Regions from separate parts of the Homo sapiens genome. Here regions 1, 2 and 4 are each linked to region 3. The links are chromatin loops, found by intact Hi-C in ENCODE. Cell type or tissue: MCF 10A. All regions are shown on one strand. Each heading gives the region's core, and the rest is flanking DNA. Links, peaks and the distances in the headings are about the cores only. Region 1 has its middle 32 kb from the start of CCDC190. Region 2 has its middle 76 kb from the start of CCDC190. Region 3 holds the start of RGS4 (regulator of G protein signaling 4). Region 4 overlaps LOC127814295 (a long non-coding RNA gene).

The links. Peaks named below come from ENCODE experiments on the same cell type or tissue, not always from the same donor. Only the 100,000 strongest peaks of a DNase experiment are listed, where the experiment ranks them.
Region 1: a loop joins it to region 3, with 3 times the contacts of the local background. A loop is called at or near these places in 4 of 110 quality-filtered maps.
Region 2: it touches region 3 in a loop (2.7-fold over the local background); 2 of 110 quality-filtered maps call a loop at or near these places.
Region 4: it touches region 3 in a loop (15-fold over the local background); 72 of 110 quality-filtered maps call a loop at or near these places.

Annotation. Positions count from the first base shown.
Region 1 is chr1:162,890,454-162,895,953 of GRCh38, forward strand. No RefSeq gene overlaps it. Among named protein-coding and RNA genes, the nearest start is that of CCDC190, 32 kb to the left of the region's middle. In MCF 10A, for the core only: no CTCF peak of the experiment used is centred there; DNase peaks (open chromatin) are centred at 2,648 and 3,088.
Region 2 is chr1:162,934,466-162,939,965 of GRCh38, forward strand. No RefSeq gene overlaps it. Among named protein-coding and RNA genes, the nearest start is that of CCDC190, 76 kb to the left of the region's middle. In MCF 10A, for the core only: no CTCF peak of the experiment used is centred there; no DNase peak of the experiment used is centred there.
Region 3 is chr1:163,069,078-163,074,577 of GRCh38, forward strand. RGS4 (regulator of G protein signaling 4) reads left to right here and starts at 284. Exons shown (of 5, transcript NM_005613.6): 1 at 284-451; 2 at 3,318-3,422; 3 at 3,728-3,789; 4 at 4,379-4,545; 5 at 5,244-5,500. The coding sequence starts at 408. The coding sequence ends at 5,483. LOC124904446 (a long non-coding RNA gene) reads right to left here and starts at 4,379. Exons shown (of 2, transcript XR_007066703.1): 1 at 4,301-4,379; 2 at 3,921-4,200. In MCF 10A, for the core only: a CTCF peak has its summit at 2,908 (motif pointing right); a DNase peak (open chromatin) is centred at 2,904.
Region 4 is chr1:163,313,772-163,319,271 of GRCh38, forward strand. It overlaps LOC127814295 (a long non-coding RNA gene), which reads right to left. Exons shown (of 5, transcript NR_182654.1): 2 at 5,411-5,500. It also overlaps a transcript of RGS5 not described here. Among named protein-coding and RNA genes, the nearest start is that of NUF2, 5.4 kb to the right of the region's middle. In MCF 10A, for the core only: a CTCF peak has its summit at 2,162 (motif pointing left); a DNase peak (open chromatin) is centred at 2,200.

The DNA.
Region 1 (5,500 bases), core at 1,336-3,835, 180 kb before region 3:
GGAGGATGCTTAGGTGGTTTTGTAGGTGATTTGCCTGGTATTAGCATATGCTGCAGGTCAACTGAGAGACCTGGGGGCTGTTGGCACCATTCAGATTACTGTCTTATAATTGCCAAAATATTGCAATCTGAGGAAGGCAATTGGGGATTTTCCTTAATTAGTACATATTTACTATGTGATAGATACTGTTATAAGCACTTTAGCTGAATTATATCTTATAATTGTTACCATATTCTATAGTAGGTAATATTTTTATTTCTTTGGTTTTTTTTTCTTTTTTTTTTTTGAGATGGAGTCTCGCTCTGTCACCAGGCTGGAATGCAGTGGCGCCATCTTGGCTCACTGCAACCTCTGCCTCCTGGGTTCAAGCGATTCTCCTGCCTCAGCCTCTCAGCCTCCTGAGTAGCTGGAATTACAGGCCTTTGCCACCACGCCCAACTAACTTTTGCATTTTTAGTAGCAAGGGGGTTTCACCATGTTGGACAGGATGGTCTCGATCTCTTGACCTTGTGATCCACCCAACTTGGCCTCCCAGAGTGCTGGGATTGCAGGCATGAGCCACCGCACCGGCCTTTATTTCTATTTTACAGAAGTAACTGAGGCACAGAGAGGTTGAACACTTTTGGAAAGAGTGGGAATGGAATGCAACACCCGACTGCAGCTCCATGAAACTTGGGCCCATGATGAGTTCACACTAGCACAATGCCTGAGTGATTGAAAGAGTCACAGAGTCTTTTTATCCAAAAGGGTGAGATGTTTATTTTTGCTTAGTAAGATTAAAAAAAAAGCAAACATGGCTTTTTATGTCAAGCAGTGAAGCCACATGGCCACCAACAAATTTCCACACAAAGGTAATACTCTAACCTTAGACAGCTGGAGGAAAAGGGGATAAAAGGACACAAAAGGAACAGGACAGCGGCAGGTACAGAATCCTCTGTTACATACATATTCAACGTTAAATAATAGGGGGTGTTTATTGAAACAGAGAGTAAAAAACTCTATGGCATGTCTTCTCCTTGTCACCGTCATTCCTTCTAGTTTTCCTGAAGCGGCATCATTTTTCTGGGGAAATATTTGAGGTTCATTGTCTTGTACTAAGAAGGTGGAAGACAGATACACCAGGAGTAGGCTTAAGAGCGGAAAGTTTAATAGGCTAAAGAAAGAAGAGAGAGCTTCCTTGTGCAGGTGAAGGGGACCCAAGTGGGTTTCAGGGTTTGGGGCAAGATGCGGTTGGTTTTATAGAGGAGCTTGAGGAGGTGGTGTTTGATTTACACAGGGCATAGTGGATTGGTTGGACCAGGTGTGCTGTTTACATAGCCAGAGAAGGGGATGGCTATCCCACCCTAATCTTTTACTATGCAAATGAAGTCTTTACCTGGCTGGCACCACGACACCTGTACATGTGGCTACAAAGAAAAGGGTAGAGAAAATCTCTATGTTAAACATACCTGGCTTCCAGGTATCCATTTTCTATTGGCATAGCTACAAGCTTTTAGCTTGCTTATCTATGCTTGCAGCTTGATTTTTTAGGCTGCTTTTTTTTTTTTTTTTTTTTTTTTTTTGAGATGGAGCTTCACTCTTGTCACCCAGGCTGGAAGGCTGGAGTGCAATGGTGCGATCTCAGCTCACTGCAACCTCTGCCTCCTGGGTTCAAGTGATACTCCTGCCTCAGCCTCCTGAGTAGCTGGGATTACAGGCACCCACCACTAAGCCCGGTTAATTTTTTGTATTTTTGGTAGAGACGGGGTTTCACCATGTTGGCCAGGCTGGTCTTGAACTCCTGACGTCAGGTAATCCACCCACTTCAGCAACCCAAAGTTCTGGGATTACAGGCATGAGCCACTGCACCCAGCCTAGGCTGCTTTTTGTTAGAAAAGAAATGATTTGGGGGCTGCTTTTTTATAAAAAGAGAAACATTACTGAGGACTCCTGTACCCTCACTAACTGCCTCAATATTTTTTTAAACTCCTATATCATTCCCTTGTGTACGCTTTGCAGTTTGCATGCACAAGACCCTGCTAAATCCCCAGGAATCCTGTGAGGTGTGAGGCACCACCATCCCCTTCCCCTTCACACTCTGCTTTGTGCCAAGCAACTCAAGACGCAGAGTTCAGTCTCATTTTAATGCCCAGTGAGGAGAGGAGGCTACTTGCAAGGTAGTGGGTGGTAGGGGTGAAGGGAGCTGTGTGGGGAAAAGGAGGTGTCCCCAGGTTGAGGTGGAAATGACGTGTACTGATAGGTAGGAGTGTTGGTGAGAAAAACAACAATAATTTAATCTCAGCATGCAAGGATTTATTCCACGTACCAGAAAAGAGGAAGTATACTTTTGGAATTTGGCTTGAAAGTATTCTTCTTGTTGTATAAACCTGTTTATTTATACATTTCAAGCAAAATAATAATTAATCTACATCCTGTCATTCTAAAAGTGCTCAAGTACTAGAATCATAGAAAATCGAAGTATGAAGGTCCTTAGAAGTTGTGACTTCGACCTCCTAAATTTGCAGTTGAATAAATAAAAGCCCCCATAAGAAGGGTAATTTGCCTAATGTTTGAAGCTAGAGAGTGGCAGAGTAAGAATCAAATCCCAGGTCTTAGAATGTAAAGCCAGTGTTCATCCCATTACATCACATTGTCTCCAACCCACATTCTTGCACAATGTCTGCAATCTTTCTAGTGGGAGAAAAGAAGAACAGAATTGCTCCCTACTTCCTAACCACCTTCTCTCCTGATCTCAGGTGTTGGGGGTTGATTTAACTGTAACATCATTGTCAATATAAAAAACAAAGCCCATCTTCTTGTCCCTTTCCCTTTCTCTCACTCCTTCATCCCTTTCTCTCCTCTGCTTCTGTACCTCCTATCGCTAAGCTAAAAACAAATAATTTAAATACCCAGAGATCGCTAAGCTAAGGAACAAATAATTTAAATACCTGATAGCATGCTGTTTAAAATGTATCCTTAATTGTAAATACCTGATGCTAGATCTCTTGATAGTGGGTTTCAATGGGAGGAGGAAAAGAGACAGAGAACTGCAGTTGGTAAATGGAAGGGACAAAAGGTCACAGAGATCAAAGGCTGGGCCCACTGTAGGTTTCCTTCCCCTTCCTGCATTTCACAATACTTCTGACTCCAGTTGTCGTGTCAGACTTGCATTGTTTTAACTGAATAATCACTGATGGAAACACAAGCATATTTAAGTATTTAGTTAAATTTCAATTTATGAATTTCTACAAAAAGATTTTAGTACCCACTATTTATAGACCATGCTGGTTTCCTGTGCTATAAATAGGTAATTATAGGACTAAATTAAATGTTGAGCCACAGACTCTCTCATGTTACAACTCTACAAATACAAAAGCATCACCATAATCACATTTACAAATAACCTCCTATATTTCAGGGAAATAAAGGATGTCCCTACCTTTGATAACTCTGAGTAATTACTTTTGTTTGTTTTATATTAAAAATAGGACAATCAAGTCTTCAGAAGTTAAATGCTTTGCTCAAGGTAACATCAGAATTTTGTAGACTGCACATGAGCTTTGGAATTAGACAACTACATTGAAATCCTGGCTCTGCATTTACTTCCTAGTTGTGTAACCATGTTAATTTTCTGAACTTTTCTGTGAGCCTCAGTTTCTCACCTGTAAAATGAGAATAATAATATAGGGTTGCCGTGAAGATCAAATTAGATTATATGTTGTATATATACATATATATAGTGATTGATGTATAGAAAGCCTTTGATAAATGCTGTTTTTATTTTCTTCTGCCTTTCTTCTTCCATTTTGTTTACAAATGAAAACTCTGAGGCTTGGTGATGGTAAATGATTTCTTTAACAGCTCAGAGGAAGAATCCACTCACCAGAAAGACCTGGAGACTGTCTTGGTTTAATGACCCTCAACCATCCCTTTTTGACACTGCTTAATCTCATGGCTACTCCATAGTTGTTATTAAGTGTGGAGAAAGCATACCTTCTTGATTAAACAACCACTCTCTAAATGAGACTTCCATTTTAAGTTTTGGCTGGAGCCTGACTTCCGTGTCAGCCATGGGGCTTCTTCAGATTCGTTGGGACAAATGATAAGAGATGAGACCCAACAAATATCTTCTTTTTCTTTTTCCTCCCTGTCCTCTATGCTTTCCTCTCCTCCACCCTTTACCTTCTAATTAACTCTGCAATTCTCAAATTTGTTCAGATCTAAACTTAGGCTTTCTACTCAGGAGACAGGATCAGAGAATATACAACTTTTCTGAATCACAATAACCCACAGTGTGATAGACCATTTGTCCTGGATGGGGCTTTAGTCACTTAGAGAAGGAAGACAATGGTTTTTTGCTTTGGTATAAATGGGAATCTGGGACGAATGTCTAATTTTCTCGGGATTGGAACAGTTGAGGACTTGAAGACTTTAAGGGATTTTCTTAAATCCTGAGACATCCCTCTTGTGCACTAGCATTCCAAGGCAATTCCATGGTATATAAAAGGCTCCTAACAATAAGCCAGTTGTCACCTTCCAGAATGGTAGAGATTAAAAGAAAATATTTAGTTTGAGGCAAGTGCTCTCAAACACAGTTGGCGGAAGTAGAAATTACTATTATCTGTTAGAAGAGTTATTTGAAAATATCCTAAACATGCACATCTTAATTCATTAATTTTTCTTTTATTGGTTCATTCCTGAATTGTTGAAATGGTTATCATTCCAATATTTATATAATACTACATCTATTATGTAGCCCTTTAAGATTACGTTTTTGAAGACTATGTAATGATATAGAGCTAAAATTTCATGGCTTAATATTAAATTAAAAAAATCAGAAATCAAATTTCTATATAGTGTATGACCCTCATTTTATAAAAACTATACTTGTACCTAAATAAATACACCAAAAATAATAAGAATTATCTTTAACTGGTGGACTTACTGTTGATTTTTTTCTTCCATATACATTTCTGTATTTTTCAAATTTTTATTGTGAAAGATGCATTTGTAGCTTACTTAGAGAATGTTATGTAAAAAATGGAGAATTAGAAGGAAGATCTGGTACTTTTCTTTCTGATTTAATGAAATGCAAAATATTTTAGGAAGCTTTTTCAAAATTTTCCCTTATCCTTCCTGTGGAAAATAAAATTGGAATTACAGATGGTTTAGAGATTTAAACATAAAAAATGACTCATAAAATTTCCAAAAGAAAGCACTGGGTAATATGTTGCTAGTCTTGGAATGAACAAGGCCTTTAAACAAGAAAGTTACATAGAAAAAGTTTGATAAATTTGACTACGTAAAGAAATCTTAAAAAAAAATTATGACTTTAATTATGTCGAAAGCCAAACTACAAACTTAGGAGAAAATATTTGTTGCCAATGTGACAGCCAACAAATATTCTTTTTTCTAAAAAAAAAAAAAAAAAAAAAAAAACCCAACTATTTTATTTTTTATTTCAGTAGGTTTTTGGGGAACAGGTGGTGTTCGGTTACAAGAATAAATTCTTTAGTGGTGA
Region 2 (5,500 bases), core at 1,642-4,141, 130 kb before region 3:
GTTATATTTTCTGAGATCTCACTAACTCTGAAGATCACATTATCTTTAAAAATATAAACATATCTGGAAAAGTTAAAGGGCCATCAGTACTTATTCATTCAATCAAGTTTAGTGAAAGTGGTTTGGTGGAAATTAATGTTAATTAAGTGTTTTACCTCTTCCTCCCCACGCTGGGCTGCGCAAGTGGGCCAAGGGGTAAGCCAGAACAAAGCCGGGGCCCTGGGGATAATGTGGAGTATGGTATCCTGAAGTCTGAAGTACCCTGTCTGAAGAGATCAGAGTGAAAAAAGCAGAATGGACAATGTGAGCTATGTTTTTGAGGAGCCGTAGAAAGAACCTAGAAAGCTGCCTTGGTAAGGACTCAACAGGACAGTTTGCTTTGTGGAGACTGGGACCTTCCAATTGAATGCTGTTTCACAGCAACATTTTTGTTCATCAGGTTATTCTCAAATGCAGACTTATTCAAGTTGGTTATGATAGAGCAGTTAGAACTTAGAAGATGATTCTGTGTTTGGAATGCAATGGTGTGCTTGACTCTAAGTTACATATTTTCAAAGGATTGGTAGATTTCTTGCACTTGAATAGCCTAGGAAACTGAAGGCTGGTCACTCTCAGTGAGAGTCAGGACAACACTGAACTGGATTTATGAAATGGAGAGTGCAAATGATCATCTCTCTGGGCTGAACGGAAACAACACGAAATGGCGAGATGATTTGGGGAAGGCTACATTAATAGCAAAGGGCTGTAGCTTATGCCTGGTACCTCTACTCCAAAGCCCGTGCTCTTCCATACTAGGGAATGGAGGGAGGATAAACGTGAGAGGAAAAATGGGGTCAGGGAAATGAGTTTAGAGGCTTTTTCAATGGTCCAGATGAGAGATAACAGTATCTATGTTGGGAGCAGTGAAGTTGCAGAGAGGTAGACAGATTAAGAACACATATTGAAGGTAGAACAAACAAAATTTTATTGTGGTTTGGATATGAAGGGTGGGTAATAAAGAAAAAAGAGCAATTAACTCTGAATTTTAGATTTTTGACTTGAGCAACCAAAGTGGATGATGTAGCATTTTGTGAAAAGGGGAATGGTTTTAGAGAAAAAAGAGGTTTGGGCAGGGCAGATAGGAATTTAAGGAGGAAATTTAGAGAATTTTGTTTTGGCCTTATGTTTTTAGAGGCATATTAGACACACATGTGAGATGGCAAGTCGGCAGAAAGGTAATCATGCATCAATGTAATATTCTTATGAAACTACCAAGTCAAGTTTGTTTCAAAATGTAATCCTCAATAATGAAAGATTGATTATGCAGTATAGAACTTTTGGGGTAAGGCATTACATTTTGGAGAATGTCTTGAAAACATTACGATTTGAGTCTTAGAGAAGTTTGTGGTAAACCATTCTTTCTGCCAGTAGTTTTGTAACAGGGTATATTGTCTATTGAGCCTTTATTCTAGCACATTAGACAAGACAAGAGGTTTTCAAACATCGTGTTTAAGGCTTTTTCTGGATCTGTCACCTCACTTAGGAAACTTTTATTTCAACTTCTAGGCACCTGAACAAAGACTGTTTGTATTGAAGTTCATTTTACCTACTTGTGAAATGACCTCCATGGTCTAACCTGGAAACTGATTTATTCCTTATAACAGTTTTTATTTTATTTTTTAAAGGAAAAAGTACGTTATAAATTCCAAACAATCCATTTAAATAAGCTTTGGGAACATAGCCTGCTAGTAAAAGAGAGACTGCCTGTACTTCCTTTTTCGCTACTTTTCAATCCAATTTTCAGTTAGGAAGAACTTGAAGGGAGGAGAATATGTGGAAAGGACTCAGCTGTGTATCTAGCCAGCATTTTAATTGGAGTGTGAATCATATTTAGATAGAGTAGAGCCTGATAAAAGTCAGGTTCTCAGAAACCGGAACACCTGTGTTGGAGATTTTAGAAGTGAGAGGCTCAGGACTCCTGCATTGCACATCCCCAAAACCACCACACACAGTGAGAATTACATTTCTTTCTTTCTTTCTTTTCTTTTCTTTCTTTCTTTCTTTCTTTCTTTCTTTCTTTCTTTCTTTCTTTCTTTCTTTCTTTCTTTCTTTCTTTCTTTCTTTCTTTCTTTCTTTTTTTTTTTTTTTTTTGAGACAGAGTCTCTCTCTGTCGCCCAGGCTGGAGTACAACGGCACGATCTCGGCTCACTGCAAGCTCCGCCTCCTGAGTGCACACCATTCTCCTGCCTCAGCTTCCTGAGTAGCTGAGACTAAAAGTTGTGCAACAGAGAGGCCCTGGAGACTCCCAAAATGCCATTATAAAACAAGACATAGATGAAGTACTGTGGAAAGGACTTGAAATTTAACATCATGTAAGTCTAGATCTCAGTCACACTTTACTGCTTACTAGTCATATGGCCTTAACCTATGCAAGAAAATCACCTAACCTATATATGTTTGTTTTCTTACCAATAAAATGAAGATAATAAATACTGTCACATTAGATTAGTTTGTTTGTTGATTTACTCATTCATTCATTCAACAAATGTTTTTTGAGCATCTACTATGAACCAGCTATGTGTTAGGTGCTAGAGATACAACAGTGAGTAAGGTGGACATGCTTTTTCCTTCCATGGATCCAGATGGCAGGTCATCACATAAGCAGTTGCCATAAAGTGGAATCATTTCCCAATTAGAAGAAAGAGATATTCAAACACACGACAGGAAGACCTTACATAGCCTTGGAGGATGGGGCTCTGGACAGATCACCTAGAGATATAATAGATTGAGTTGGCCAGATAAGGAACAGATGCAGGCAGTCTCCCTGTCTTTTATTCCTTGTATTTAATCACCCATGCCCTGTTGCTTCTCTCTTCCTAACACTTCCTTCATCATTCTTTCTTCTCCAGAGAGAAAAATCTTTGGCCATTAGGCCAATCTCATAAAATAGTTTCTAAGTAATATACAATTTGTCTTTTTGAGCTGCTTCTCCTCCTACCTCAAATGGTAGGAATTCGCCAATGTCAAGTCTGTTACCTTTCCTCTTCTCTCCTTCAATGAGCCAATCTGAGTCCCATCTTTAACAATGATTTTCATATTGGGGGACCCATAAACTTGTGTCCCCCAATAACACATAAATTGGAGGATTAGGGCAATAAGTCCCACCAGGAACAGCCTAGGGCAATTTTGCCCCACCGGGAACATTTGGAGACATCTAGAAACTTGATTGTCAAGACTTGGGAGGAGATAGAAGGCTATTGACAGCTAGTGGGTAGAGGCCAGGGATGTTGCTAAATACCCTACAATGCGTAGAATAGTCCCCACAACGAAGAATTATTCAGTCCCAAATGTCCATAGTTTTAAAATGGAAAAACCTACTCAATTTCTGTAAATACCTATGGGCTTACACTCTCATGTTTCTGTCTGCTTTCTGTCTCTTTTTTTCTGCAGCTGCTGTCTGCTTTGTTAATCTAGACAGAAAACTCGGCCTCTGAACAGGTTTACCCAATAAAATGCACTTACATCAGACATTTTTGGGTTTATTGTATTTCACTGAAAATGTCTGAAGAATCATAGAGAATAAAATTGCACAATGCAGCTTTTCTCTTTATCTTTCTCATCTCTGTTCCCATCCGGTTCCTCTTAGTTTACCTGAAGAAAAAAAAAAACTCTAGATTGTTCTCTATCTAGTGGAAAAGCAACTTCCTTATCTGAAACTTTGGCTTCCACTGATCCCTGAAGACCTAGTCGGGGGGTGGTAGTGTTGACTACTACTAACACTAACACTTATCAACACAGTTTTCAAAATAAGATAGTGGAATTCCTAACATAGTTTCTGATGTGTGAAATCTCTTTGTTTTTAAAATGTGCAATTTTAAATTAATTTAAACCTTATTGTTTTCAAAATGCTTTCTACTTGTGAGATTAAAAAGTGTATTAATCAGGTTACAGATTCAGTTGCCCAAAACAGAGATGTATAATTACAGGGACTTAAATGAGACAGTTTAGTTCTTACACTCTTAAACACCTAAACTAGTATGGCAGCTCCATTCTGGGAAAAGCAGGGGCCCCAGGGTAGCCCTTTTCAGCATAGTTCACAATGGTCCTCTACCACATCCTCATTCCACTGGAGGAAGGGGGAAAGAAAGTGAAAGGCATGGCCCTTGCTTTTAGTTTATTTGTTTATTTAAAAAATTTTTGTTCTTGGCCCTTGCTTTTAAAGGTAGGACCTGGAAGTTCTCCATTACTTCCACTCCCATCCCATTGGCCAGAACTTGGTCATATGGCCACACCTAGGGGTAATGGGTGGTGGAGAATATAATCTATATTCAGACTCATTATATGTGTAGCTAAAACTCAAAATCCATCTTCATTGGATGAAGAGGAGGATGGCTGCAGTGGAACAATTAGGAATATCTGCCTCAGAGGGGACTTTGCTTCAGGAGTACCTGAGAACAATGGGGATGTCTGTGTAAACTTTATCTGTGTTTTCTTGATTCTTTATAACATTTCACCTCCATGCTCCTGCCGCAACTCAAATTCCTTCCTTATGCCAGCACTATATTATTACAGTCAATTCCTATCAGTCTCCCTAGTATAATTCTCCTTGCTTCATTCCCTTGCCCAAACCCTTGTCTTAAAACAGACCCCTATCCTACCATTAAGGGCCCTCCAGCTTTTGACCTCCACTTCCCAGACTTAATTCTCGTTAACACGTTACTTCCCTCTTTTCCCAGTCTTTCCAGACTGTAGAGACGTATCTCTTCTCTGAACTCTAATAACCAGTAGAGGGTGCGCTATGCAGTTTCACAGGTGATAGCTTATGTGCATGTGCATATGTGTGCATGAAGTGCATATGTGTTGGGGGTTTGGGAAGGCTGTTTTGTGGGGATGTTGGGAGTGAGTGGAAGTGAATGTGGAGAAGTAGGAAGGACCAGGATTGAGGATCTTATTAAGAAATACGTTAACCTATAGACACAGAGGCATTATCAAACACTCCTGGGATGAGGGCATCAAAAATTTATACTGGAAGAAATGCTAATTAGAAAAGAGTAATCAGACAAACTGCTCTTTGATCCCAGTGAATACTCGCTCAGTGCTAAGGTAAATCCTAGTGAGATTAGAAACTCAGGACAAATATGTAGAGATCTTGAATTACATGTGTTAGCAACAGTGATGAAATATTAATTGATTTGCTTGTTTTCCTATGTAGAAATACTTAAGAAAGTAGATTATGATATTCTAGAATTCCAGAAGGGAATATTTATTAATAGGCAGGCTAGGATCCCCTAGAGAGAGACAAAAATGGAGAAGTACAATAGGATGTCTAAAGAGAGAGAAGAAAAAGACTGGCTTCTTTTTATTCTTTCCTTCCTTTCTACTCCTCCTTCTGTCTCACTTCGCAGAGGTGGGCTGTGACCTCTAGCCTTTCCAAAGCACAAAACAGTGCTCCCTCCTGTCAGGGTTTTAGGAAACTGTGCTTCTTCCAACCAGATTCAATTTTTGCTCCCCATCCTCAGAT
Region 3 (5,500 bases), core at 1,922-4,421:
CTATATTTTGCAGCATTGTACACTTTTTTTCCTTTTCTAGAAATTCTAAACCTCTGACATTGGTGGAGACATTGAGTACATTTTTTCCCATATCCCTACTTTTCAGAAGGATTTTCTCTGCTCGTTCACTTAACATTGCTGATGCGTCAGTCTTTTCTTCCTCATCTCTTTCAGGGGCTGGAGAGGCAGAGGGAGACAGAGGAGCTGGTACTGCAGAGCGGTCGTCTGATTGGCTGGACGGTCGTAGCTGGGCTATAAAAGAGACCCCTACAGGCTTAGCAGGAAGACGCTCAGAGGATTCTGACAATATCTTTACCGGAGAAGAGGCAAAGTACGCTCAAAGCCGAAGCCACAGCTCCTCCTGCCGCATTTCTTTCCTGCTTGCGAATTCCAAGCTGTTAAATAAGATGTGCAAAGGGCTTGCAGGTCTGCCGGCTTCTTGCTTGAGGAGGTAAGATTGCTTTCAGCCATTAACCATATTAAACTTTTGGCTAGACTTTCTCAGTTATTTACATGTTGTACTTACTAACCTAGTTCTGTGCAATTAGAAACAGTGTGGTCAGGAGAGCACGACTTTCTAACTTTCCTCCAAGACTAGCTAGATATTGTGACTTAAGACATGTGCTCCCCAAATTTCAGCCCTTATGTGTTGTTTTGTGTGACCTCAGTTTTGAGAACTGTTCTATTCTTTAAGCCAGGTCTAAGAAAGCTAGTTTTAATTAAGAAGCGAGATGAGGTTTGAGGCTATGTACAGTGATCTGTAATATCTCCATCTGTGATTACTACTGCTATTTGAGCATCCCTGGAGTACATAGAAGCCTGGCTCTGGGCTTTCTGATTGTATGCTACAACTTGTTTCAGGAAAGGTACCCCAGAATGAGGTTTGGCTCCATCATCAGAAAGGCACTATGCTTTCCGTGTGGTGGTGCAGTAACTTTCACTCTCTATGTTCTTATAAGCAAATGTTACAATGAGATATGAGTTTTAAAGCCAGATCTTCCTTATCTCTCTGCCCCATCTCTAGTTCTTGAAGTGTCTCATATGAGTTTGGTTGAGAAATATTGATCATTACAAATCAGTTAATAGTTTTGTAGAAGATCTCATCTTAAAGACATTGTTTTGTTAATATACTCCCTTGATTTTTTTAAAAGACCTTACAGACATACAGCTATTCATTTGTTTTTGGTTTGTTCAAAAAAGGTATAAAGAAATGCATTCAGAGAAAGATCATATATTAGCCAGTTGAAAATTAAACACAAAATGAGTGCATATTACATTACTTAATCTTGCAGTCAAAGGTAAAAAGTCAACCTAAAGGTATACTACCTGCTTTCTTATCGCACTGCAAATAGAAATTACCACAAATTTTATTTTGGAAATAATCTCAGAAAACATAATTTTTTATGTACTATTAAAACATTTACTTTCCAAATATTCTGTCATTCAGGAGTATGGAAGTATCGATGGCTTCTTTAAAATGAAGCAGGAGGGTCTGGCAGAGAGTATCTATGAAATAAGTTCCTCTGACCTTCACGCTTAATTTTCTGAATGGAGTGGAGCAAATTACTTCAAGCTTCACTTAACTTGCATATGAAATGAACCGTACAAAAATACAAGAGTGTCAGGAGAAAGTTATGCTCTGGTAAATATTTTGCAAAACAGATAAAAGATAATACTAGAGCTCTGTCCTCAAAGAGTTAAGCAGCTAATCTAAGGAGGTAAACTCTATGTCAGCAGGATGAACTGCTCTTCCCTTTCCTCCTCAATAAATTGCAAATCATCTAGTCCAACATCTTTACCACCAGTGCCTGAGGCTCCAGAGGAGCCATTGCCTTCTCAAGGTCACATAGGTGGTGGGTGAGTTAGGACCAAATCTAGAATTCCTGACTCCAGTAACTTCTGAAGTCATTTTGTTTTTTATTTTTATGGTTTTATTATAAGAATACTTGCTAAGCACACTTACCCCCTGCATTGATTAATAACTCTAGGATCTCAGGTGGATCCAGCACATAGAAATATGAATTCGTTTCTATTTGGACTTCATGATATATTTACATTATCACCTTGGAATCACCCTAACATTCAGGATTGTATCTTGTTATAATCAAAAAGGATGTTGCATCCCCTGAACAGTCATCAGTCAGGGAAGCAGAGGAGGGAAAGTAATCTTGCGAGGAAGAGAAAATACTATTTAAGGGACAGTCAGAGAACATAATGGAATTCAAACTTTCTGGGAAAACCTACATACATAAATGTATTAGTGGCCATCCTAAATGTCTTTATATCTTTGAGGCTTTATTTTCCCTACTCCAAATAGACACATTTAGTTATTCATTTCTTTTAAAATGGTATTTCTCTTTTTAAACTATTTCTTGACTTTTTTAATAAAAAGAGATGCAAGCAAGAGGATATTTAATAAAAAGTAAGAGAGTTGAGCTTAAGGCTTATTAAAAGACCCCCTTTTTCTAGTTAGTCAGGAGCTCTAATGTGCCCTGGCTACCTATTAAATGGTGGCAATAAACTGGAAGCTCAGTGATGACTCTAGCCTGCTTCTCCTAATAGCTGTTAAGCCTCAAATGCCCTTTAGAGTGTGTATGTCCTTTAAAGTAGCTATTAAGAAGGAAAGCAGCAGCAGCAGATATTGTCTAGAAAGAAGCCCCAAGAAGCTGAGGTTTCAGCTTGGGCATTTGTTTTCGCCATCCCATGCTCCATTTCCCTCTGCTGGAACTGTGCACCTCAGTGTATTCTCCCTCTATACCTCACAGCAGGAACTGCTTGCCCCCCCCCCCCCCCCCCAACATACATGGCTGGAACTGAATAGACTTTTACTTTCCCGAGGTGCTTCTACAGTTCCCTCTGCCAGCAGGGGAACAGATGGAAATAGCAATCACCTGCCAGAAGGTGGCGTGCAGCAAGGATGTGCATCTTTTGCCGCTACTGCTTTCTGATTCCTAAAAATTACTCAGAGATCACTCATGTGTTCAGTGATTCAGGTTCTGTTGAAGATACCAAAGATATTCGGTTGGTCAAAATGACGGGCATATAAAGGCTTCTCAGGTTTCTGAGGTAAACTGAAGGGTCAGAATTCCAGTTGTGGATGAAGGAAATGGTGTTATGACTGCCTCAAGGTTTTGTAGCAAGTCATAGGGAACCAAGAGGAATCTTGTTTTCCTCAGAGGTCATGCCAACTCCAACTCCCGTTCCCTAAACTGTCTCTGAGCCATAGACTAGTAATGGACTCTTCAAGCTCTACCATTAGGTATCTTTTAAAGAAAGCTGGTTATTACTATTTATTCATTTTTTTCTCTTCTGTGCAGTGCAAAAGATATGAAACATCGGCTAGGTTTCCTGCTGCAAAAATCTGATTCCTGTGAACACAATTCTTCCCACAACAAGAAGGACAAAGTGGTTATTTGCCAGAGGTAAGAGAAAAGGCCTTGGTGAAGATGTACTTAGTATTAACTATCTGATGATGGGGATGTTCTGTGAGAAGGAACTTGTGCTCCTAGTTAAGCCAGATTTGGATCAAGATAGCCTCCATTTTCATGGAGATCATAACTACATTTGAAATTTCTATACATTTAGTGAAAAACTGCCCTCATCAATAACATATTTTGTCATAACGATGGAAAATAAAATCTTTGCCTTCATTCAGGATCTTAGATTTCTTGCCCCAATTTTTTTACCATGGCATTCCAATTATTCTGTTTCTCTCTATTTTTTCTAGAGTGAGCCAAGAGGAAGTCAAGAAATGGGCTGAATCACTGGAAAACCTGATTAGTCATGAATGTAAGTCTGACAGCAACCTGGGATGAGGTACTCTGGATAAGACAAGTTATATTATGCTGGTCTAATAGAAACTGCAGCAAGGCCTGGCTTCTTTCTGATGTTCAGACTCAGGAGACTCTTTAGGTCTTAAATTCAGTCTGTTTAAAATTTTAATATGCCCTAGAGCTTTGTGATATACAATGAAAAGTTTATGCAGGAACCATGTGGAAAACCATCTCTCTCATCACAAGGAAAAACGGAAGAGAGAAAAAAAATGATAAATATCAATACCTTCTTGCAAAATCAATCTCAGTTTCTCTTTCCCAAATTGACCTTGGTAATTGATAGCTGCATAGGCATTTCAGAAGCAAAATACTTCCTTGAAAGAGGCTTCCAACTTGAGTAAGAATCATTAGGTAGAACTGGGAACCACTGGATATCAAACACAGATTAGGGTTACCTGACTCCAGGTGACTTGAAAAAAGCAGGGGAAAAAGGGATTGCTTGAATCCATGCTTTATCCCCCAAGTACCTCAGCTTTATGTGAAATAGCATATCCAAGAGGCCAACCAGTGTGATGACAACTGTGGTCCTTTCTCCTGTATCATAGGTGGGCTGGCAGCTTTCAAAGCTTTCTTGAAGTCTGAATATAGTGAGGAGAATATTGACTTCTGGATCAGCTGTGAAGAGTACAAGAAAATCAAATCACCATCTAAACTAAGTCCCAAGGCCAAAAAGATCTATAATGAATTCATCTCAGTCCAGGCAACCAAAGAGGTAGGTTTTTTATGGATACATAAAAATTGTACGTATTTATGGAGTATGTGTGATATTTTGATACATGCATACAATGTGATAACAATCAAATCAGGGCAATTGCTATATACATATCTCAAACATTTATTATTTCTACGTGTTGAGAACATTCCAAATCTCCTCTTCTAGCTATCTTAAAATATACAATAAACTATTGATAACTATATCACCCTAATGTGCTATCAAACACTAGAACCTATTCCCTCTACCCAACTTTCTATCTATTCCTTCTACCCATTAGCCAACCTGACCAAAAAGGTAAGCTTTTATGGCAGAGAACTCTCTGGATCTTAGTGAAGGTTCCTAGAATAGTGGAGCTGACTATCATAATCTTGACAACCCCAAATAAATCAGTTTTTTAAAAAATCTCTTTTATCCATGTGGCTTACCATAACCTCCCTGCATGAATTTTTCTGATGAATCTCCCCAATTTGTTAGACAGAACAGAAGATCTTGCCCTGCTCTCTCTAAAGCAGAAAGGTTCATTCTGAACCTTTCATACTCTCTCACATGTGCCAAGGAGGACCCCAATGTCACTTTTGTTTTTTGCTTCTGAAATACAGAGGGTGCACTGCCACTTACAAGTCACTACAAAGCATACAGGCTTGCATCCTCAACAGGGATATAGGTCTAATGAAGCCTTGGCCTTTGCCCCTCAGGTGAACCTGGATTCTTGCACCAGGGAAGAGACAAGCCGGAACATGCTAGAGCCTACAATAACCTGCTTTGATGAGGCCCAGAAGAAGATTTTCAACCTGATGGAGAAGGATTCCTACCGCCGCTTCCTCAAGTCTCGATTCTATCTTGATTTGGTCAACCCGTCCAGCTGTGGGGCAGAAAAGCAGAAAGGAGCCAAGAGTTCAGCAGACTGTGCTTCCCTGGTCCCTCAGTGTGCCTAATTCTCACCTGAAGGCAG
Region 4 (5,500 bases), core at 1,038-3,537, 240 kb after region 3:
ATTCAGGGATAAAATCTGTAGAACATAAAAAGGGTCTGCTGCACAGGTTACAAAAATTAACACTGCCTCCACCAGTGTAAGCGTTTGAGATTAGGAAGCACAGTAGAGGAGCTAGGGACAGAGCTTCTAACATTAATTACTTGGGTTCAACTTTTGTCTTCCTGGTTTCCTAGATATGTGACCTTGAGCTAGTTGTTCCAGTTTTCTTTAAAGTAAATAAGATATATATGTGTGTGTGTGTGTGTGTGTGTGTGTGTGTGTGTTTATAAATGGAATAGGAAGAGAAACTACTTCATGCAGTTGTTGTGATAATTAAATGAGGTAATACATGGAGAACACCTGGCATCTGGTACATCTTCTGCAAATATGCACTATCATTATTATAAAATATTGTATAAAGGTGTATAAATGGAAATTATCTTAATGGATTGTCCTAGGAACAATATTCAGGTAATAATTTTGAATATATATGGTCAAACTGTGTTTACCAGGTTGAATTTGCTTAATAAAGAGTAAAGAAAAACTGGCAGCTGATTTTTCCAAAGACTAAAGATGAAATGAGATAATATTACTTGGTACTTATATAGAAATGCATAGACTTAGACCCCTTTTTGAGAAAACAGGATTTGAAAAAGATATAGAGAACTTAGAAGTGATTTTCTCCTAAGGGTCCATATTAGAAAATGTACTCTAGACAATATAAATCACTATCATAAAGAATTCATGAGAATGATAACATGGCACCAGAACTGTGACAAAACACCAACAAAACAAAACAACAACAACAACAACAAAAAAAACCTACTTATCCCCAAATTTTTCTGATTTATGATAGTTATTATGAGTTTCATTTTTTAAAAATTCCCCTTCTGCTATGGCATGAATATTTGTGTCTCCCCAAAATTCATATTTTGAAATTCCAACTCCCAAGGTGATATTAGGAGGTGGGGCCTCTGAGAAATGATTAATTCATGACAGGGGAGCCTTCATGAATGGGACTAGTGCCCTTAAAAAAGAGGTCCAACAAAGCTCATTCATGCCTTCCATTATGCGAGGGCACAGCTAGAAGATGCCATGTATGAACCAGAAAGCAAGCCCTCACCAGACATCAAAGCTGCCAGGGCCTTGATCTTTCCAGCCTCCAGAACTGTGAGAAATACATTTCTGTTGCTTTTAAGGTACCCAGTTTGTGGCAGCTTGTTACAGCAGCCTGAACGAACTAAGACACCCTTCTAAAATGTGTTATAACTAACTAATTAAAAATTAGAGTACAATCACTGCTCGGGTGACAGATGTACTAATATCTCAGAAATCACTAATAAAGTATTCAATCATGTAACCAAAAAGGACCTGTGCCCCAAAAACTATTCAAATAAAATTAGACTACATTAAGATCAGTATTTTTCCTGAGAATCTCATTAACTCATTTGAAATAACTGAAAAATAGCACTGGATATTGTAATACTAATATTGAAAATATACAGAATATAAAAATTGAAGTTAGGCCGGGTATGTTGGCTCATTCCTGTAATTCCAGCACTTTGGGAGGCCAAGACAGTAGGACTGCCTGAGGCCAGGAGTTCGAGATCAGCCTGGCCAACATAGTGAGACCCCATCTCTACAAAAGAAAACTGAATTTTAAAAAGTCACATTGACCAAAAAATTTTAAGAATATCTAATTTGTTTCAGCTGATAATTCCTAAGGTTCTCTATACTAACTATATTAAAATAATAGAGTTTGCTGTGAAAGTTGGGGAAATGATACTAGAGAGGTTAGAGTTTAATATAGCAACTTTTTGCTTCCTTGGATCTTGTTTAGAGCTCATCACAAATTAGCAAAGAATAGGTACTTTATAGTTCCAAACTAAGAATTCCATGCGAGTCCTTAACAAAGATACTGTATTGCAAATGTACAGCTCAGTTCTGAAATCCACTAATAAAGATGAACACAGCTGAGAAGTCAAGTGGATTAACAGGCTTGTAATGATGAAAGGGTAATAAAAAGCAGATAGCTATTTTGAATTCAACGCTATTTTTCTTCTTAACCCTGGGCTCTAAACATGTATTCTAATGCCAATAAATTTAGAATCTAATTTTTTTCATCCAGAACATTGTGTTCAATGTTTATCACTCTAATTTACTTTTATGAATGAAAATGAAATAAAACTTTCAAACTATGTAAGGTTAACACTAATGCAACAGCGCCACCCAGTGAATATGCTGTATATTCAAAAGTGTTACTAGAATTTACCATTTTCTTTAAATACTAGCGTACTTTCAAAATATCTATGGCCTCAACCATTTATATAAAATTATACACTACAATACTAACTCAAAAATATATAAAAGCATTACGCATTTTTACTTACCCATTTATAACTACAGTTAAGATGTGCTTTCTGATATTTGTGATTAAAGGGTTTTGCATATTAAATGCTACCTATGTCAGCAAGCTAGAAATGTTGGCTGATAGGAGAGACGTATCATTATTTCCTCTCATATGAAACATTAGGCAGGTATAAAACAATGACACTTGTTTGCTTTTGCAGATTTTGTATATATCGCATAATACAGTACATAGTTTCAAAGATTTTGTCTCATGCCCTTAATATAAAATGTGTGTTCATAATTTCACTTCATCTTGCTATTACTGTTCATAATTCATATAAGTGAATTGAATGATGGCATCAATAATACAACCATAGAATTTGTAAACCAATCAATAACGTAATGTGGTGCTTGAGCACAGGAGTTTGAGGCTGCAGTAAGCTATGATGACACCAGCCTGGGCAACACAGTGAGACCCTATCTCAAAAAAAAAAAAAGCTAATATGATATAATATCAGATAGCATTTTAATATTCCACTCTATAGTGACTAGAACATAGTTGGAATATTGCTTTCGGTATTAAGTCCACAAAAATCTAATAGAACACTTTTTATGTCATCTTTTTATTTCTCAGGAAATAGAAATACATTGGAGGAAAAGGCAAAAAGAACTAAAATATATTCAACAAAAAGAAAATTTCTTTTTCACTCTGACCTGCTAGTTTCCCTCCTCAGAGGCTACTACTATTACTTTGTTAGACGCATCATGTCTCAAAAGGAGTTCAGTTCAACAACAAATACTAATTGAGTGTGCAGTTTGTACCAGGCATGGTGTTAGGTGTTGGAGCATCAAAGGTCATTAAGAACCAGCCCTGTATAATAGTGGAGACAGGCACAAAACAGATCATTTCAATATAACATAAACTTTTTTTTTGTAAGTATGCAAAGAATCCATCTCAGACCTCTCTTTTTGAGTTTCAGAATCATTCATCCAATTGCCATGTATCTGGACATTGTCATGTGTATGTTTCACAGGCATGTTGAGCTAGACATGTTTAAAACTGAATCACCAGTTACCTCCCAAGTGAGTCTGCCTCTGTGTTACCTAAATCAGAGACTGGCATCCCATTTATCTGGGTACTCAAGCCAGAAAATTTCACTCGTACTTATCAAGCATCTCCAGCGTATAAAGATTTGTGCTAAGCTGTGGATACATGACAGCAAATAGGGTAGTCCCTGTCTTCACCAAAGCTTGTTTAAGAAACTCTATCCTTGATTTCTCCCACTTCTGCCCTCACAATTCAGTCACCAAGTTTTGCCACTTCTACTTCCTAAAATTCTTCTGAGATCTATTTCTATCCACACTGGCAATGCCCCAGTATAAACTGCCATCTTTCTTTCCCTGGATTACTACAATTATCTCCTAACTGGTTTCCTTCTTGCTGGTATTGCTGCCCTTTGAGTTCTTTTTCTCAGAGTAGCGATTCATCATCTAAATACTAACCTAATCATGTTGAAACCATTCAAAGTTACTATTAGCCTTAAGAAGGAGTCCAAACTTTGTGACATCATCACTAATGTTCTTCATGATCTGGTCCCTGTTTACCTCTCCACCCCTGTCTAGAATCTCTCAGTTCCTAGACTGTGTTCTTCTTCATAAACATTGTTAGCCTCTATCTAGAATACTTGTTTTTTACCCTTTCAATTCCTAGCTATTATCAAGCATGGAGCCAATAAGACTGAACTGCCTTTTTTTTTTTCTTTTTTCCCTATGAGAATGTAAACTCTGTCAGGAAATTATTAGATTGGTTATTGCCATATTTGCTTGTTCATTATTATATTTCTAGTATCTAGCTCAGTGTCTGGCACAAAATAAGGGTTCAATGAATATTTTCTGAATGAACCCACAAATGTCAAGAAAGCAGAGAGAAAAGTCAACTAACTCAGACTATGGAACAAGGAAAGGCTTCTTGCAAGAGCCCTAAAAAATTAGTAAGGATAAGGAAGAGTCAGCCAAAGAAAATAAAGATAGTCCAGACAAAGTCAACAAGAATGCAAAAGGTCTCAGGTGTAAAGCAGCCTCATGAATGCGAAGTGGGTAGGATGGGAGATGGTACTGGAAAGGGAAACAAGACTGGGAAGGAAAACAGTGGCAAGATAATGAAGACCCTAGCACACCAGGCCATGGAGTTGGACTATCTTGAAGGTGACTGCAGAGGAAGATTAGAAATTTAAGGAGGCAAGTGAAATAGATTTACATTTGAGACTGGTCATTCTGGCTGCTACTTACAAGATGGATTTGGCGGTGTAGGTGGGGGTGGTAGTAGTTATGGCTGAAAGCAGTGAGATGAGATAGAATTGGGAGTACAAATGAAAGCAAAGGACAAATTAGAGTTTGAAGGGCTCGTGAGCCTCCCGAAAGTCGGAACTTCAAGGAACAGGTCAGGAATAGCAGTAGTTTTAGAATCCATGAGCAAATAGGTTAAAACAATGAGTGGACAGTGCTCACAGGGAAGATACAGACAGAAAACAACTCAAGGTTGGAACTTTGGGAAATACTATTTAATGGGTAGGCAGAGAAAAAAAGACCCCCAAGAAGCATGAGACAGGTAGAAAAAGATGGGAGAAATGCAAAACGAGTTTCAAGGAGGGTTTAATCAATGATACCAAATGCAAAAGAGAGGTCTAGAACAAGAAACAGTGGTCATACATTGGTGGAGGAAGTACATTTCATTTTCTGAGACAGACAAATAAGACAGGTGGATATATGTGGCATTGACAGAAGTGGAGAGGGAGGAAGTTATATATTGTATGATGGCTTTAATTTTCTCAATTAACTGGGAAAAAAGTACTGGGATTGTGTGTGGCCCCTATGGAATCTCTATTCATAAGAATGGGTGCCTGATGGGAAGTAGAGTGTAGGATCCAGTCTTAGTATTTCACCTATTCCTACCACATTAGACCAAGTGAATCAACTTTTTGTCCCTATTGATCTGTTAAAGTAGAAATAACAATTTGGAAACCCTGTCACTTAAAAAAAGAGATTTGTTTAAAGCACTAGATATCACAGCATCACCACTTGCATTAAAGTCCTAGCTGCAGGCTGCCATGGTCTCTTTGGAACACCCCCATCTTGTCACTCAAAGGTCCACTCAGTCCTGATAGGTCTGTCA